2 separate regions of the Homo sapiens genome follow, and region 2 is linked to region 1. Evidence: chromatin loops called from intact Hi-C (ENCODE). Cell type or tissue: PC-9. All regions are shown on one strand. Links, peaks and the distances in the headings refer to the core of each region. The heading gives the core; the rest is flanking DNA. Region 1 has its middle 69 kb from the start of ZNF462. Region 2 overlaps ZNF462 (zinc finger protein 462).

Region 1 (8,718 bases), core at 338-8,337:
AATAATTTCTAGGAAGTCTGGATTGGCAATAAGATTTTATCTGAAGATGGGTCAACCTAGCTGACGTTGTCTTCTATTCCAGCTTTCCTGTCTGAATCTCCTATTATGATCTTCTCAGTTAACCTCTATTGTCATTGACCATCTGATCTACATAGGGGGTCACTCTGGGGCCACCATATCTTCAGATGTAGAGCAGACAATTTAGGCAATTTCACTCTTCAAATTAAATGGTTGGAGAAGTGGGAAGGCAGTAGATTGGGTCACGACAATCATCACTGAGCACCTGCAAAGGGGTAGTTATGTTTACATGTACTATCTCAGATAATCCCAACAACTCCCTGTGAGGCAGGCAGCATTAGCACTCTTTCCAGCGTCACATAATGGCAGGATTGAGACGATTGAGATATAGACTCGGGTCTTTGAAATCCAAGGTCTGGTGCTTTGTCTGCTACTCTGCAACAGAGAGTATTGCATACATAAAATCACTTTGTAAACCTTATATCTTTATAAAAATGTTAGCTACTGCTACTGTGGACAGTGGAAAATGTGCTTGTTAGTTTTGTCTGGCTGGTTAGTCATCCAGGGCTTTTCTAATGAGGCAATGAACCCAACAGGGGTGAGAGGATGAGTTGCCAAGCCTTCACGTCGACTTTGTGTGCACTAATTAAACATCATGCCTGGATAAATGGCCCAGGATGGCAAAGTCCACAGCTTCTCACAGAAGTTTCCAGGAAGTCTCTTGGTTGCCTGAAGATGATTTGGTCATGAATGAGGTGCAACCTCAAGCCTCCTTCACTGGCTCTGTGTGACTGGGTACATTAACCTTTCATTGTATCAGTAGCAAACTGTGGTGTGAATGTCCAGTGGGCCCCCAAAATCAATTTCTCCTTGGTGAGTACTTGTTAAATGGATGTCTATTTCATTCTAATATACAAGGAGAGTGACATATATTGGATTCTAAAATATTAATTTATTATAAGTTTTTTTTTTCTTTGAACCTATGCTGTTTATCTTGGCAAGCTCTCTTAAATATCCTTTGACCTTTTCCAAAATGTCTTATTTGTTAAGTTTGCTCTCTTCAGTTTTTTGTATTCAGTGAAACTCTTTGGAATTTTCCTCAGACAAAATTTTACACTGGAGAGGGAGCCACACATAGTCAAAGTTTATGGGGAATAGATTTATGTTTGAAAACTATGCCAGATATTAGTCATGCATACTATGTTATAATATCAAGGCAGCTCTAGTCTAGTGTCTTAAAATCAGCTAGTTCCCTACCCAAAACTTTACTAAATCTGAGGGATACTCTACCTTTTCTGTCTGAAGTTCTGCATATATATATTTTTTTAATTTAAGCAGTTGTGTTGTCAGATTTTTATGGCTTTTTTACATTGAGGTAAAGGTAGGTTCTCTTGTTGAGCACCTAAAAAAAAATCACAAACAGAAAAGCAACGACTTCTTAAAAGTCCTAAATTTTCTAGTCACTCAAATAAGAATGCATTTGCTGATGGTTAATATAAAGATGGGTCAGGTCTGGTCTCCAACTAATATGACTCAGGATCTCTAAGTTCAACAGAGCAAAGACTCTTTCATTAGAGCTAAGACTCATTCTACTATATCATTAGAACAAAGACTCAACATCTGGCATAAGCAGACCATGATCTTATTTGGAGCCCAAGCTGTTTTTCTGATCCAGTACTGATGTTTGGGGGCAAGTCTTTATTTACTTGGTGCTATGATAAAGGTTTTCACATATATTATCCCACTGATGCTTAAACAAAACCCTGTAAAGTGGTACTATTTTCAATGTTTTACAAATAGGGATAATAAGCCCCTAAAAGTTTAATTAATTTGCTCAAGATTGAAGCTGGGATGTGAACCTAATGTTTCTAAATTTCAATTCTGTGCTCTTTCATTGATGATTTGTTATAACTGGCTCCTATTGTTAAGAAGACATGGTATATGGAGCAATGAGGAAACTACCAAGCCATTCTGGTTAATTATATCCATCAGTCAACTCAAAGGCATCCTTAGTCTGCAACTTCTTTTTTGTCCAACATTAAGCTTGAGAATGATGAGATATTATGGCTGTCTAATAATGGCCCTGCCCATAATTCTTTACATTCATCCAAAGCAAATGGTGAACTATTGCCCAAAATGACAATGTTTGGTCATTCATTTGCTTCAAATAACTGGCCTGGGGCCTCCTCCTACCCAGCCCAAACTAGGATTCTGGTGGAAAAAAATATTCTCTCTCTCCTGGTAGATATCTGCTTCATAAACCCTTAAGATCATCCTTAGCCCTTTAGAGACATATTCTGTGATCAAAATTTCTTATTCTAGAAGAGTCATGCAATTCATTATGGACCTGGGACACGATAAAGGGCTTAGCCTTATTTGTAGAGAAGAATCTGCCTGCTAAGACTTGAGAGGAAGAAAAAATGTAAAAGGTGGAAGGGCCTTTGAAACACTGATTTGTCATAAAATTATGGGTTTCTTGGTAAATTTGTATGCAGCTACTTCCTGAAAATGAGTATGCATTGTAAAAAATGGTCAGTTTAGTCCTCCAACATTTTGAGGCTGAACAAAGTTGAGGCATAAATTGTTTATGGTAAGAGGCTGGTTTCTGTCAAGAAAACAGTCCCAAAAATCCAAGGAGCAGTTTTTTTGTTGATGAATTCAATGCCAAAGGATGCTTCTTCTACATGAGACAATGAGGTGACTTAACCATGGCTGCATTTTGTGGAATAAAAATGTGAAAGGTGAATAGCTCTAGGACGGCTTGAAGACATTATTTTTGGAGACCATGTGACATGGATTGCACTTCATTTCAGAAGAGTGAATAGCAGGGAAAGTAATGCAACAGACCAAGAAGAAAGCTTGTTCAACTCCTCTTTTTGGAATCAATCCCGGAGTTTTCACTGCTCGCTATTCTCTGATGACTTCCAAATTTATATCTCTAGCTCGGAGCTTTGCAATGAACTCTAGACCCAGTTTCCAACTACCTGTATAACAGTCCTACTAGCATGTCTTGCATACACATACTGCTCATCTGAACAACAAAATCTATGCTGCCTCTGCTTCTCTTGTCTTTATTCTAGCTTGAGTCATTATAGGTTACAGACTCTTCCTTCTCTCTTGTTCCTTGCATTCTATCAATCATTACGATCTGCTCATCCTACCTTAGAATATTCCTCAAGTCCAATTCTTCCACTTCATTTCTCACTCATTATCACTACCTTAGATTTTTCTTGCCAAGATTATTGCAAACATTTCCCACGGATATCCCTGCCTCTGGATTTGCATCTTTCCAATTTTTCATACACTCTTCTGCCAGGATTTTCTTCCTAAAAAAATGTCATAAGGTTACTTCTCTGCTTAAAGACTTCCATTGTCGGCCGGGTGCCGTGGCCCCAGCATTTTGGGAGGCCGAAGCGAGCGGATCACGAGGTCAGGAGATCAAGACAATCCTGGCTAACACGGTGAAACCCCATCTCTACTAAAAATATAAAAAAATTAGCCAGCCGTAGTGGCAGGCGCCAGTAGTCCCAGCTACTTGGGAGGCTGAGGCAGGAGAAAGGCCTGAACCCGGGAGGCGGAGCTTGCAGTGAGCCGAGATAGCGCCACTGCACTCCAGCCTGGGAGACTGAGCAAGACTCCGTCTCAAAAAAAAAAAAAAAAAAAAAAGACTTCCATTGTTTACTCTTTGCCTGAGGGATAAAGTTCAAACTTGTTCATGTGGTTTACAAGCCCTTTCACAATCAGGACCCAGCTTATCTTTCCAATCTCATTACTTGCCCCTCCCTTCAAACACATACTCTTCACCAGCTTTCTTAATTCTGGTTTGTTTTCATAAGTGTTTTTGCCTCCTTAGAATCCCCTTCTCTACTTTTTCTTGGCCCCCCGCCCCCGATCCCCCCTGCCCAGGAATCCTAGTCATCTTTAAAAACTTAGCACAATGATTGATAACAGTTGCATTCATTGGCCATTTATTTTGCTTCAGGCACTATACTAAGTACTTTACATGGATCGTCTCAATCAGTGTTGTTTTTTTTTTTTTCCTGAGACGGAGTCTCGGCACTGTTGCCCAGGCTGGAGTGCAGTGGCGGGATCATCGTGGCTCACTGCAACCTCCGCCTCCCGGGTTCAAGCGATTCTCCTGCCTCAGCCTCCCAAGTAACTGGGATTATAGGTGCCCACCACCATGCCCGGCTAATTTTTTGCATTTTTAGTAGAGACGGGGTTTCACCATGTTGATCAGGCTGGTCTCGAACTCCTGACTGTCTTCTTATATTAATAAGAAAAATAAAACGAAATAGTGGTAAAGTATTGGGACAGTGAAAATTTTTGAGGGGTGGTATGGAGAGATAATGGGCGATGTTTCTCAGGGCTGCTTCGAGCGGGATTAGGGGCGGCGTGGGAACTTAGAGTGGGAGAGATGAAGCTGAAGGAAGATTTTGTGGTAAGGGGTGATATTATGGGGTTGTTAGAAGAAACATTTGTCATTTAGAATTATTGGTGATGGCCTGGATACAGTTTTGTATGAATTGAAAAACTAAACGGAATAAGAGAAGGAGAAACAAAGGTATTAAAGGACCAAGAATTGGGAGGACCTAGGACATCCAATTAGAGAGTGCCTAAGAAGGTTCAGCATAGCCTTGCCAGCAAAGATTATTTATTTACTTTAAGAGTTAAAAGTGGCGGTTTGGGGATAGCACCAGGAGATATCTGCTGTGATGGCTTGGAGAAACAGTGTAAACTGGCAGTGTAAACAAGAGCAGAGCATGTATGAGTAGTTGAGAATGGTGAATAGGAGTATGACTAGACAGAAGACAGTAGGGATGACAAGTTTTTTGGGGCACAATCTAAGTTGGTCTGGTGTCTGGAATGAGACTGGGGCTTAATAAAAAGGAGCATCTATACAGGAGCTTAAAATGGCTGTACCTTGTAGCATTCTGAGGACAGGCCTGAATTTCTGAGAAGGGAAAGTGGTAAAAGTACTGTCCAGTCCTTTTTAAGTTGGTGGCTGAGCTTGGTGAGGTGTGTTTTTAAAAGACTATTAGTTTGAAGACTTTTCTGGAGACTGAGGACTGTAAGGGATATAAAGGTTTCACTGAATACTAAGAGCCTGAAAAAATGCTTGGCTGATTTGACTAACAAAGGCCGGTCTGCTATCGGACTGTATAGAGGTGGGAAGGCCAAACCGAGGAATTATGTCTGACAGAAGGGAAGAAATGACCGTGGTGGCCTTCTTAGATCCTGTGGGAAAGGCCTCTACTTATCCAGTGAAAGTGTCTACCTAGACCAAGAGGTATTTTAGTTTCCTGACTCAGGGCATGTTAAGTAAAGCTAATTTGCCAGTCCTGGGTGGGGGCAAATCTCTGAGCTTGATGTGTAGGGAAGGGAGGGGGCCTGAATAATCCCTGAGGAGTAATAGAATAGCAGATGGAACACTGAGAAGTTATTTCCTTGAGGATAGATTTCCATGATGGAAAGGAAATGAGAGGTTCTAAGAGGCAGGCTAGTGGCTTGTACTATAGCATAGCCTGCCTTTGCTGGTGTGTGGCGATTAGGCCTGGTGGAACTGCCATCAATAAACTAAGTGTCATCAGGGTGAGAAACAGGGAAGAAGGAAATGTGGGGAAATGGGGTGAACGTCAGGTGGATCAGAGAGATGCAGTCATGAGGGTCAGGTGTGGTATCAGGAATAATGTGGGAGGCCGGATTGAAGTCTGGGCCAAGAACAGTGGTAATTGTAGGAGACTTAACAAAGAGTGAGTACAGCTGAAGGAGCTGGGGAGCAGAAAGTATATGCGTCAGGTGTGAGGAACAAAATAGATTTTGGAAATGATGAGAGCCGTAGAGAGTGAGTTGAGCATAGTTTGTGATTTTAAGGGACTCTAAAAGTATTAGGGTGGCAGCAGCCACTGCACGGAGACATGATGGCCAGCTTAAAACAGTAATGTCAAGTTGTTTGGACAAAAAGGCTACAGGACGCGATCCTGGTCCTTGTGTAAGAATTCTGACTGCACAGCCTTGCACTTCGGCTGTGTGTAATGAAAAGGGTTGGGATAAGTCAGGGAGAGCTAGGGTTGGGGCAGTCTTTAAAGCTGTCTTCAAGGAACAGAAAGAGGAGTAGGGAAAGACTTAGGATCTATGGAGTCAGCTAGGTTTCTTTTTGTGAGTTTATATAATGATTTTGTTAGGATGGCAAATCTAGGCATTTAAAGGCGAAAGTATCTAACTATGCCTAGGATGTAGCAGGTGTTGGGGTTTGAGAGATCAGTCAGACATGATCAGCAGGGAGAGCACGTGTGTTTTTATGAGAATTACGCCGAGGTAGGTAACGGATGGAGAAGAAATTTGAGCTTTGGAGGGGGATACTTGATATCCTTCAGAGAATAAATGCTGAAGGAGCAGAAGTGTGTCTTGTTGAGAAGATTCAAAGGAGGGGCTACAAAGAAAAAGGTCATCAATATATTGAATAAGGTGAGAAGCGGAGGGATGGAAAGAAAGTAAATCATGAGAAAGAGCTTGGCTGAAGTAATGAGGGCTGTCCTTGAAACTTCGCGGCAGCACAGCCTAGGTAAGCTGCTGGGACTGTTGGGTGTCAGGGTCAGTCCAGGTGAAAGCAAAGAGAGGCTGGGACAAGGGGTGCAGGGGAATAGTGAAAAAAGCATCTTTAAGATCAAGAATGGAATAGTGAGTTGTGGAGGAAGGTATTGAGGACAAAAGAGTGTACGGGTTGGGCACCACAGGGTGGATAGGCAAAACAATTTGGTTGATAAGGTGCAGATCTTGAACCAATCTGTAAGACTTGTCCGGATTTTGGACAGGTAAAATGGGAGAATTGTAAGGAGAGTTTATAGGTTTTAGAAGTCCACGCTGTAGCAGGCGAGTGATAACAGGCTTTAATTCTTTTAAAGTGTGCTGTGGGATGGGATATTGGCGTTAAGCCGGGTAAGAGTGATTAGGTTTTAATGGGATGGTAATGGGCATGTGATCGGTTGCCAGGGAAGGAGTAGAGATGTCCTATACTTGTGGGTTAAGGTGGCGGGATACGAGAGGAAGACGCAAAGGAGGCTTTGGGTTGGGGAGAAGGGCGGCAATGAGATGCGGCTGTAGTTCAGGAATAGTCAGGGAAGCAGATAATTTAGTTAAAGTGTCTTGGCCTAATAAGGGAACTGGGCAGGTGGGGACAACTAAAAAGGAGTGCTTAAAAAAGTATTGCCTAAGTTGGCAACAGAGTTGGGGAGTTTTAAGAGGTTTAGAAGCCTGGCCGTCAATACCCACAACAGTTATGGAGGCAGGGAATCAGGCCTTTGAAAAGAAGGTAATGTGGAGTGGGTAGCCTCCGTATTGATTAAGAAGGGGACGGACTTACCTTCCACTGTGAGAGTTGCTTAAAGCTCGGCGTCCGTGATGGTCTACGGGGCTTCTGAGGCGATCGGGCAGCGTCAGTCTTCAGCCGCTAAGCTGAGAAGATCTGAGAAGGAGTCAGTCAGAGAGCCTTGGGCCAGAGTTCTAGGAGCTCCAGGAGTGGCTACCAGGTGAGTTGAACAGTCCGATTTCTAGTGGGGTCCTGCACAGATGGGACACGGCTTAGGAGGAATCCTGGGCTGCCGGCATTCCTTGGCCTAGTGGCTAGATTTCTGGCACTTGTAGCAAGCTCCTGGGGGAGGTGGTTCTGGAGGAACGCCTGGCCACTGCGGTTTAGGCGTTTGGAAGTTTTTGTGTGCTGGAAATGTGGCTGGGGTTTGTCTCACAGTGGAGGCAAGGAATTGCAACTCAGAAATATGTTGCTATTTGGCTGCCTCTACTTTATTATTGTACACCTTGAAGGCGAGGTTAATTAAGTCCTGTTGTGGGGTCTGAGGGCCGGAATTTAATTTTTGGAGTTTTATTTAATGTTGGGAGCAGATTGGGTAACAAAATATATACTGAGAGTAAGACGGCCTTTTGACCTTTTAGGGTCTAGGACTGTAAAGCGTTTTAGGGTTGCTGCCAAATGAGCCATGAACTGGGCTGGATTTTTATACTTGATGAAAAAGAGCCTAAACGCTATCTGATTTGGGATAAAGAAAAAGGAGTATTAACTTTGACTATGCCTTTAGCTCCAGCCACCTTTTTAAGAGTAAATTGCTGGGCAGGTTGGGGAGGGCTAGTCACAGAACGAAACTGTAAGCTGGACCTGGTGTGAGAAGGGGAGGTGATAAAAGGATTATAGGGTGGAGGAGCGGAGGCCAAGGAAGAATTGGGACCTAGCTCAGCCTAGCAAGGAGGGGAGAGGTCAGATGGGTCTGTAGAAAAGGAAGATTAGAAAGACTCAGGGACGCTTGGGGTTGGGACTGAGGGGACAGGTGGGAGGGAAAGAAGGAAGATTTGGGACGAGTTGCATTGGGAGCAGACTAGGGAGGGACTGATGTGTAAAAGAATGCCTGGACGTCAGGCACCTCAGACCGTTTGCCTATTTTACAAGAATTATTTAGATCGTGTAGGATGGAAAAATTGAAAGTGCCGGTTTCCCGCTATTTGGAACTACTGTCGAGTTTGTATTGGGGTTAAGCGGCATTGCAGAAGAAAATAAGATGCTTAGATTTTACGTCAGGTGAGAGTTGAAGAGGTTTTAAGTTCTTAAGAACACAGGCTAAGGGAGAAGACGGAGGAATGGAAGGTGGAAGCTTGCCCATAGTGAAGGAGGCAAGCCCAGAGAAAAGAGTA
Region 2 (8,718 bases), core at 552-8,551, 130 kb before region 1:
AGGAGAAGGGACCAAGGAGAGGGGTGAGCACAGAATGGGAGATAATCAAGCTCGAAATGTTTAATTGACTTATTGAGCTCTCTGGCAAGCTAAGTCACTAGGAAGCCTGCAGCAGTTTGGCTGGCAACGAAGAAGTGCATGTGGGCACCAGTGATGAGAGGCCTCCTGGGGGAAGGGAAATCAAAACATATCCTTACCCTCTCTTGTTTGAAATCTGCAAAAGCACCATCTGCATATTTCTGCTTGCTCAAAAGCTGTTTCCTCCTCTCCTGACGTTTGGCACGCTTCTGGAATTCCTCATTGTGAATGTTCAAGTGTGAGGTCAGCTCGGCTGTGCTTTGCAGTTTGCTATCACAGTGCTTACACTGGTAGGTGGAGTTCTGCAAGCGGGGGCCGTTGCCCAGAATGATGAAGTCCCTCTTTAGGTCCCGACTGTGGTGGTCAGTGTAATGCATGCACAGCAGCTCTGCAGTGCTAAAGGACAGCTTGAAGCATTTGATGCAGCGGAATGGGAGCCACTCGATTTCCTGAGCTTCACCCTCCACCTCGGCTTTCTCAAAGTTGCCTCTCTCCTCTTCTTCCATCAGTGTGGGCTTCTCATGCTCATCTGCATAGACGGCCGTGAAGTAGCCCCCCAACTTGCTGGCGTGCTGCTTCTTTGGGAACACCCCTGGGTGGCGTTTCATGTAATGGGACACGATGCCCTTCTTGCTGAACGACTGGAAAGAGCACAAGGAGCACTTTTTCTTCTCCACTGCCCGCCGGAGTTCCTCGCTCAGCTGAGGGGAGTCGTCCTTGGGCGGGGATGGGATGATCACTTTGTTGGGCTTGTCGCTGATGGTCCTGGAGGCTGCCAAGCAGTGAGTGTAATACGCATCAATGTCGTGGCGCTTCTGGTAGTGGGCTGCCAGACCTTTGCGGATGGGGTTGGTGTAGGCACACAGGGCACACTTGAAGAGGTTGTTCTTGCCTTCTGGCTGGGCTCGGACATTATTGTGCTTGATGCGGTAGTGCCTGGCGATCCCCTTCCTCGTGGAGCAGAAGTACTTGCAGAGCTGGCACCGGAACACAGTGTGGGAGACCAGGTGGGAGGTAGAGAAGTGAGAAGTGGACACGGGCTCCTCTCCCACCTCCTCCTCAGTGATGGAGACTTGGGAAGGGCTCACTTCAGTGGTCATCTCGGGCTCGAGGGGGACTGGCAGCTTCGGGGGCGACTGGGAAAAGACATCAAATTCAGGCTGATTGTGATACTTCTCGTAGTGGATTTTTAGTTTCTCCAAAGTGCCGTGTGTGTACGGACACAGTTTGCACCGGTAGGCGCCATACCCTTGCTTGAAGATCCTGCTCGTCTCCTCCACGTCATTCTGGGATATGTCAGCAGACTGCTCTACGTCGTGCACAAAGTCCTCAGCGGTCACCTTGATGGACGGGTGTCGCTTCTGGTAGTGGGTCAGTACGCCGTGGATGCGGGTGTTGATGTATGGGCAATGCCTGCATTTGTAGACGGCACCTGGGTTGATGTCAATGTCCTGGGCAAAGTCAGCAGCCTTCACTTTCATGCCAGGGTGCTTCTTCCCATAATGAGTGAGAAGGCCGTGCAAGTTGTTATACTCAGATTGGCATACCGTGCACTGGTATGGGGTGGAGGATATGGCGGGGTTGGCTGAAGCTAGCTGCAGGCTTTTCTCAGGGGACAGTCTTGCATCCTCTGGACATTCAGCTTCCTGCTCCGGGAAAGGGGTGGGTATACTGTTTTCACAATTCACAGGGCCTGCCAACTCTTCGGATGAAAGAATGGGCTTCTCCACAGCATCTTTCTCCTTGATGATGTCCAGTAGCACTGACTCATCACCATTCATGGCCCAGGGGTGGAATGCTTGGTAGTGATTAGTGATGTCCCAGATGGAAACAGCTTCGAAAACACAGTCCCTGCATCTGTAGGTTTTGGCTTCGGCTGGCATTGTGAGAGAGGGAGGGGATGGGTCTGGCCCAGCCCACAGTTTAGTAGCCATGTAGGTGTAATCAACATAGTGTTCTGGATGCCTCCGTTGGTAATGCAGGAGCAAACCGTTGGGCTCCGTATGGGAGTAGATGCACCACTCGCAGTGGTAGCCAGCTTCTATCAAGCCATCTAGAAATGCCCATCGCATGATGGACGTGACTGTGGCTTTCAGGGCGGGGTGGTCTTTCTTGATATGCTTCCTCAGTGCATAGAAGTAGGGGGAGGTATATGAGCACTGCCTACATTTGAGTGCTCGGAGTTTCGTTTTGTCCCGCTCCAGATTAGAGGGGGAGACAAGCACGCAGCTGGCAGGCTTCTTCTGATTTCGGTCGCAGAGGCTTCGAATGGTGGCCGTATGCTGCCGGATCACATCTGCATTGGCCTTGAAGTCTCGGTGCTTCTTCTGATAATGAATGAGTACCCCTTTGACCGTCCGGTTCCCATAATCACAGTGCTGGCAAAAGAACATCTCATTCTCCACAGGAGGGCCATCTCTCTCAGAGCTGCTTCGGTTCAGCTGTTGTATGGGGGCGGGTGGCCGGGGGGAGCCTTGGGGCCCTTCGACCCCTCTCATCATTGCAGCTGTGGGAGGAGCCTGTCTGATATATTTGGCAGTAACCTTTATTTCTGGGTGTCTTTTCTGGTAGTGGACAAGCACTCCCACAACTGACCGATTGCTGTAGGAACAGTGTTTGCAGTAGTAAAGCTCAGTACTGAGGTCTGGTGGCGGGGGTTGTGGGGGGGGTGGGGAACCCATGTTGGACATTTTGGGAGACATTGGAGCACCCACCTCAAATGATAATTGAGAAAGGGCAGAGCCCCTGTCCACAGACACCATTCGCATAGTTTTCTGGATCCTAAAGTAGGAAGCCTTTTCTTCGGGGTGTTTCTTCTGATAATGAACCAAGACAGAATGCATGTTGGGGCTTGCAAACGAACAAACATCACAATCATAAACAACAACAGTGTTGACCAAAGGGTCCTTCTGATTTTCACATTCAGGAGTAAAGGTCTTAGGAGTGTTTTTGTTGAACGTAGCTGGCAAACCACCACCACGAGCCACAGGTGTGGAAGTCGCCATGTTCTTGGGAGCCGAATTCAGAATCTCCCTCAGGGTCTGGGATTCTGTATTCAGCCCTTCCTGCTGCTCCACGACATAGCTTGAAAATATCATCGCGTTGTTGATCTTCACCGTGGGATGCATTCTTTGGTAATGTGGCATCAGGCTTCTAACATTCGGGCTCGTGTATGAACAAAACCGACACCGGTAGATCAGGTCCGAGTGATCAAAGTTGAGTACATTCATGGCTTCTGGGTGGTGCTCGCCATAATGCTGCTGGAGATCTTCGAAGTTGGTGTAATCGATGTAGCATTCCAGGCACCTGTACACTGCACTGTGATCATTGGGGTCCAAGATGTACCTAAAGCTGAATTTAATGTATGGGTGCATTCGTTGGTAGTGGGTGCTAACACTCCGGGCAGATTTGTTGTTAAAGTCACAGTGTTTACAATAGTAAAGCCTTCCAGAGTCACCAAAGTCTGTGTTTTCACTATTGTGCTCAGTCCCATAGATGGGAGTTTGGGTATTCAGCAGAGCAGTATTGGAAACTTGGTGATCTTTCAAGTTTGTTGAGGAGCCATAATAATCCTCTTCATCTTCAGAAAGGGTGAGCTCAATCTCAGCCCCATTGGTGGCATTGTAATCGTGGGTGATGTTTCTGAAGTTGGGCTCTTTCTGGGGCTCACTGGTATCTCTTACCCATATCTGTTGGGCAGAAAAGGAAGTGGGAACCTCTATGATGGGTTCTGTCGGTTCTTCCTCCCTGTCCAACTCAACCTCTATCTCGACTTCGTTGTCTTCCTCTTCCTCTTCATCATCCTCAACATTGATCACTGCATCTTCCTGCTGTTTGGTTTGGTTAATTTTGCTCTGAAGGTTGCTTGCTATCTCGTCAATCCTGGTTCTCTTCTTCACGGGTGACAAATCTAGAGGAAAGTCATTGGCGAGCTTCCTAGAGGCTTTAGCTACAAAATTGTTCTTGGAGGACAACCCAAGAATTGAGGTCTGACTTTTCTTCACAGTGTTGCTGGAAGAGGGGTGGCTGTCTGTCTCATTTTCCAATGGTAGGCTTGAGGGCTGCCCCTCGAATTTTGGCAAGTTGTCACAGAATGAATGTTTATGCTGCTGATGGACTCTTAGCCCTTTCAGAGTTGTGGTGGAGTAATTACACATGGTGCATTTGTATGGGTGCAGAGGTGCGGCTTGTGTGGGTGGCTGTGGCTGCTGCGTTGGTGGTGGCTGTGTTTGTGGCTGGGGTGGCACCTGATGTGGTGGCTGCAGCTGTGGTGGCTGTGGCTGCTGCAGTGGCTGTGGCTGTGATGGTGGTGGTGGCGGCGGCGGTGGTGGTGGCTGCGGTGGCTGTTGCTGCTGCAAGGGATCCAACATGACTCCTGACTTTCTACCATTGATGCTTGAGCTCTCATAAGACACCACACCTTCATTCAGTGAGGAAGAAATGCTTTCACTCTGGGAATTCACAGCATCCCAATCTGACGTTGTACCCGTGTGACACTGTTTGTGAGCCCCAAGTTTCAACGAGCTCTTGCAAGTAAACGGACATTCGTCACATTTGTAGACAGCTGTCTTTCCAGATAAGTGGATGTTTTCTATGTGACGAGAGATGCTACGTCGATGCATGGTGAGGAAAGGACAAAAGGGGCACTGGAACCTATTCATGAATCTTCTAAATGGAATCCCCTTGGTCTCCAATAATTTGTTGCCATCTGAGCCCATCAGCTGCTCTGCAGACAGGCCTGATGTCTGGTGATCCATAGCACTTAAACCATTCTCACTGTCTATTTCATTTAACTCTTCATCAGAACTAGAGTCATTTAGCATGCTGTTAGTTTCCAGGTCAGCAGAAGAATTGGTCATGTCAGTCATTCCATAACGGGATCTCTCTGTCAAGTTAACTAGACCAGAATTGTGAGGTGACTTCGGCTTCATCTGAGGGTAAGACATGGGCGAAAACTTGGAAGCTGAAGAATTGGGTCTCATGATGGAGTTGCCCATGGAGCCCCTGAAGTTGGAGACGGTAGTATTGGGTATCTCCCGGCTTGCAGCATTCATGGTCAGATAGGTGGAGTTGGAAGTGGGGCTGGGGGCACTCTTGTTCGGCACATCAGGTAGATTAGTTCCTTCTTGTTGCTGTCTGAGACTGGAAAGGATCTTGACCATACTGCGGTGTTTCTTCATCATGTGGTCACACCAGCGTTCTCGGCGGGGGGTCTGGTAGCTGCACCACTCACAACAAAAGTTGCCTCGAGATTTGGTCAAAGGCTTGACCATAGACTCTAAGATGCTGCGCTCCACAACCTCTGCTGGCAGTTCCTTGCAGGGGTCCTGCAGTGATACGGGCGGAACCACAGGGTCTGGCATTGGAGCAGGAGCAGGTGGGGGAGCAGTGGTCTCCTTCAAATTGTTTTTGTGATACATCTTCTGATGCTTAATTATTCTTGCCCTTCTTGGTGACTTGTATGTGCAAAACTGGCAAGAGAAGACCTTTCCAAATCCCTCGTGCATCATGATATTATAATTTAAGGATCCCGGGACAGGGGGTCCTGATGAACTCCCTTCAGCTTGAGCTCCATGGACCTTTCTAGTGTGTTCTATGAGGAGGTTTTTTGACCTGAAGTAGCGTACACAGAACTTGCATTGAAAAAACTTGTTTGTTGGTTTGGGATTAGCGGCAATATGCTGACCATAATATCCTGGACTGTGGCCATAGTAACCTCCGGTCCCCAATGAAGTTGCATTTTGACCTAAAGAAAAAGCATAAGGAAAGTGACAAAGCAAAAGATAATTAAAATATCCAATCATGCAAATCAGTACCATTCCAATTATTCTTCATTACTAAACATCACATGCAAAAGGCCTGAAGTCTCAAGATGAGGCCTTGAAGAGTATTCACAAAGCATCAATGAAGATATACGTACTGCACCTTCTCATGGATAAAGATGCAGTGTATAGCTTTAGGTATTCTCCTCATCTCCATAAATGAGCCACACAGCTATAAAAATACAAGTTGCATAAATTGTACTACTTTTTCTAGAACTTTCCAAGCAACTATCTTGTTCTCCAAATTGAAAGGTAGGATATATGAGGAAGCTTTCGAAAGGATAAAACCTAAGGTACTCAAGGAGAGATACATGATGCCCAAACCACAAAAATGGCTAGCAAAGCACAAGAAACTCTGCAAAAGCCACGTATATTAAGAACCATGGCTACAGGCTAAAAGGAAACAAGAGCAATTAAAATACATCGGCCGTGCCAAGTTTAGTATAGATTTACCTGATAAATCTTCTGCAATGGCAAATTCATCCTTTATAGAAGAAAACTCCACCTCTGTCTGATTACTGGCATTCACGGACCCACATCGTAGCTCATTCACATTGTCCTCAGCAACATCAGTTGGCTGCAGAAATGCCGTGTGGACATCCTGAATGTGTGCCTTGAGATCTTCATAAGACGGGGCTCGGAAATCACAGCCATCACACTGAAGCACCTCCATGATCTGGGTCTAGCCTCTCACATTAGGAACCTGTGGCAGAAGTCAGAACAAAACATCTTAAGGAATGCACTAATCACATACCTCGAGCTGATGGGGCTATATATCCATTAATGGGAAAAAATTCCAGTATCAGTAGATTTCTCTTATTGGACTTTGCCAGTTGGAACATTGGCTAAAGAGAGGCAATCAGACATAATGGAGATGATGTCCTTGACCTCATAACTTCAAAGAAGGAAAAATACCAGATAAACATTTTCTAGCATGATATGTCTTCCAATGCCATTTGTCAAGGAAACGCTTAATACTTCAAAAGTTTTAGAAGTTTCTGAGCTTCTCCACTGAATCCAAATTTCTTGGTAACTTAATGTTGGCTTTGGTTCTGCCTTGGACTCATTTTCTTTTTAAATTGGAACCATCTCAAAAGTAAAGAGGATGTCCACACAGAAGAAAGGGAAAATTTCAACCTTCATTAGCTGTTTATTTAGTATTATGACCTTGGTGTTTTATCACCAATTAGTGAAATAGTATTTAAATCTTGGGGGTGGAGGTAGAGCATTTTTATTGTAGCTTTTCTTACTTTAATAACTTTGCTGATATTGGGGTGCACCTCTCTTTCCTCCCTTCTCCAAATAGTTTAGTTGTGGGTTTTTTTTTCCATGAGCTAAATGACTATTTGCTGTTTTACTACCTACCAATTATAACCTAACAGCTTCTTCAATCTAATTAGGTCATAAAATATTCCTCATGAGATTTTCAAACAACCAACTTTGGATGACAATCCAGTTTCTGTTTAAAGTTGCACCTTGGCACCTCAATTTGCATGAAGACAACAGAAACTTGCATTTTTGAAGAAGGGCTTCTAAGTCATGACTTTACCTTTTTCCACTTCTTTCCTTTACAAACATGAAGCACATACCTGGATGCAAAAAGCTGTGAACCTACCGTGGAATAAATCAAAACTTGCCCAGCTACCTTCATTCTGCTATTTACTTTGTGACTGAAATATACAGAAAGCTACACACTAACTCAAAGGAGAGTCCCACCATCAAGAAGTCAAAAATGTATTAGAAAGGTGGAGTCCTTCCTATCTTAATGTATATCCTAAGTTGAGATACCCTGTTATTATCTAATGAGTAAGTTACTTCAGTAAGATCATCACAAACTCTACTGAGTCACTGTAATCTAGAACCAGATGTCCAAGAACTAACACCGTAGCCAATGTATTTTATGATGTAATACTCTATACTTTTACTGTAAAAGATAAATTATTTCTGCAGGAACAAAAAAGTCCAGTAATAATACATCAATGTAGTGAAAGGAGCCATCACACAAGGATTTTCTATCAAAGAATGCTCCTCCTGATCGCCTGCTAAAATAACTTCTGGCAAGTCCAGTTCTGGACAGACTGAGCTTGCAGAGTGAGCCGCAGATATTTACCTCCTCTTCTTTCACCCAGCAATTTATCCTTTTTCAATAAACATTGAACTGTGCACCAGACTCTTTTCAGCTAAGTCTCAATATTCCAGATACACAAGCTTTTATGTCTAAGCACCAACCCAAATTGTGTGGAAGAGGTTGCTATCAGCTCTGGATCAAATTACAGCAGTCACTGAGGCCCCACCCCACTTCTCCTTTCGCACAGTCCATTAGACCTGAAAACAAATTTTTCCATGGTGCAGACAACTCCTGCATTTAGAACACTTCACAGAAAAAAGCAGATCATCCAGTGTGCACTCCCCATCCCCCAAGCTTAGTCCTTTCATCTCAGCCAAACAAGCCACAGCTCTGCTGAATGTGTTTATCACACTTTCAAGAGATATGAGCTCCTGCGTCACTGAAGCTCTAAGACTCACTAAGCTGCCCTAGTCCTCTGAGCTTTAGGGGCAGCCATTTTAGCTCAGAGCTTCTCCTCCGTGCACAACATGGCTTCTCCTGGAGTCTGCTAGGCTAACAATCAGAAATGAATGCTAGAAGAGCAGGCTGGGCTCCTCCTATGCTCTTCTCTTCCCAACAAAGAATTAACTGTTTTCATTTCTCTCTGAAAAGCAGCACCTTTCTCCTCCTCAAATGTCATTCACCAAGATCTCCAAAGGTTCTTTTATTCCATGATTGATATGCTGGTTTGTTAGTCCCAGCAGAGCCCTG

The links. Peaks named below come from ENCODE experiments on the same cell type or tissue, not always from the same donor. Only the 100,000 strongest peaks of a DNase experiment are listed, where the experiment ranks them.
Region 2: a loop joins it to region 1, with 2.2 times the contacts of the local background. A loop is called at or near these places in 2 of 110 quality-filtered maps.

The regions. Positions count from the first base shown.
Region 1 is chr9:106,789,410-106,798,127 of GRCh38, reverse strand. No RefSeq gene overlaps it. Among named protein-coding and RNA genes, the nearest start is that of ZNF462, 69 kb to the left of the region's middle. In PC-9, for the core only: no CTCF peak of the experiment used is centred there; a DNase peak (open chromatin) is centred at 3,757; H3K4me3 peaks cover 531 bases; H3K27me3 peaks cover 1,075 bases.
Region 2 is chr9:106,921,239-106,929,956 of GRCh38, reverse strand. It overlaps ZNF462 (zinc finger protein 462), which reads right to left. Exons shown (of 13, transcript NM_021224.6): 2 at 6,354-6,603; 3 at 198-5,824. The coding sequence starts at 6,573. Among named protein-coding and RNA genes, the nearest start is that of ZNF462, 62 kb to the right of the region's middle. In PC-9, for the core only: no CTCF peak of the experiment used is centred there; no DNase peak of the experiment used is centred there.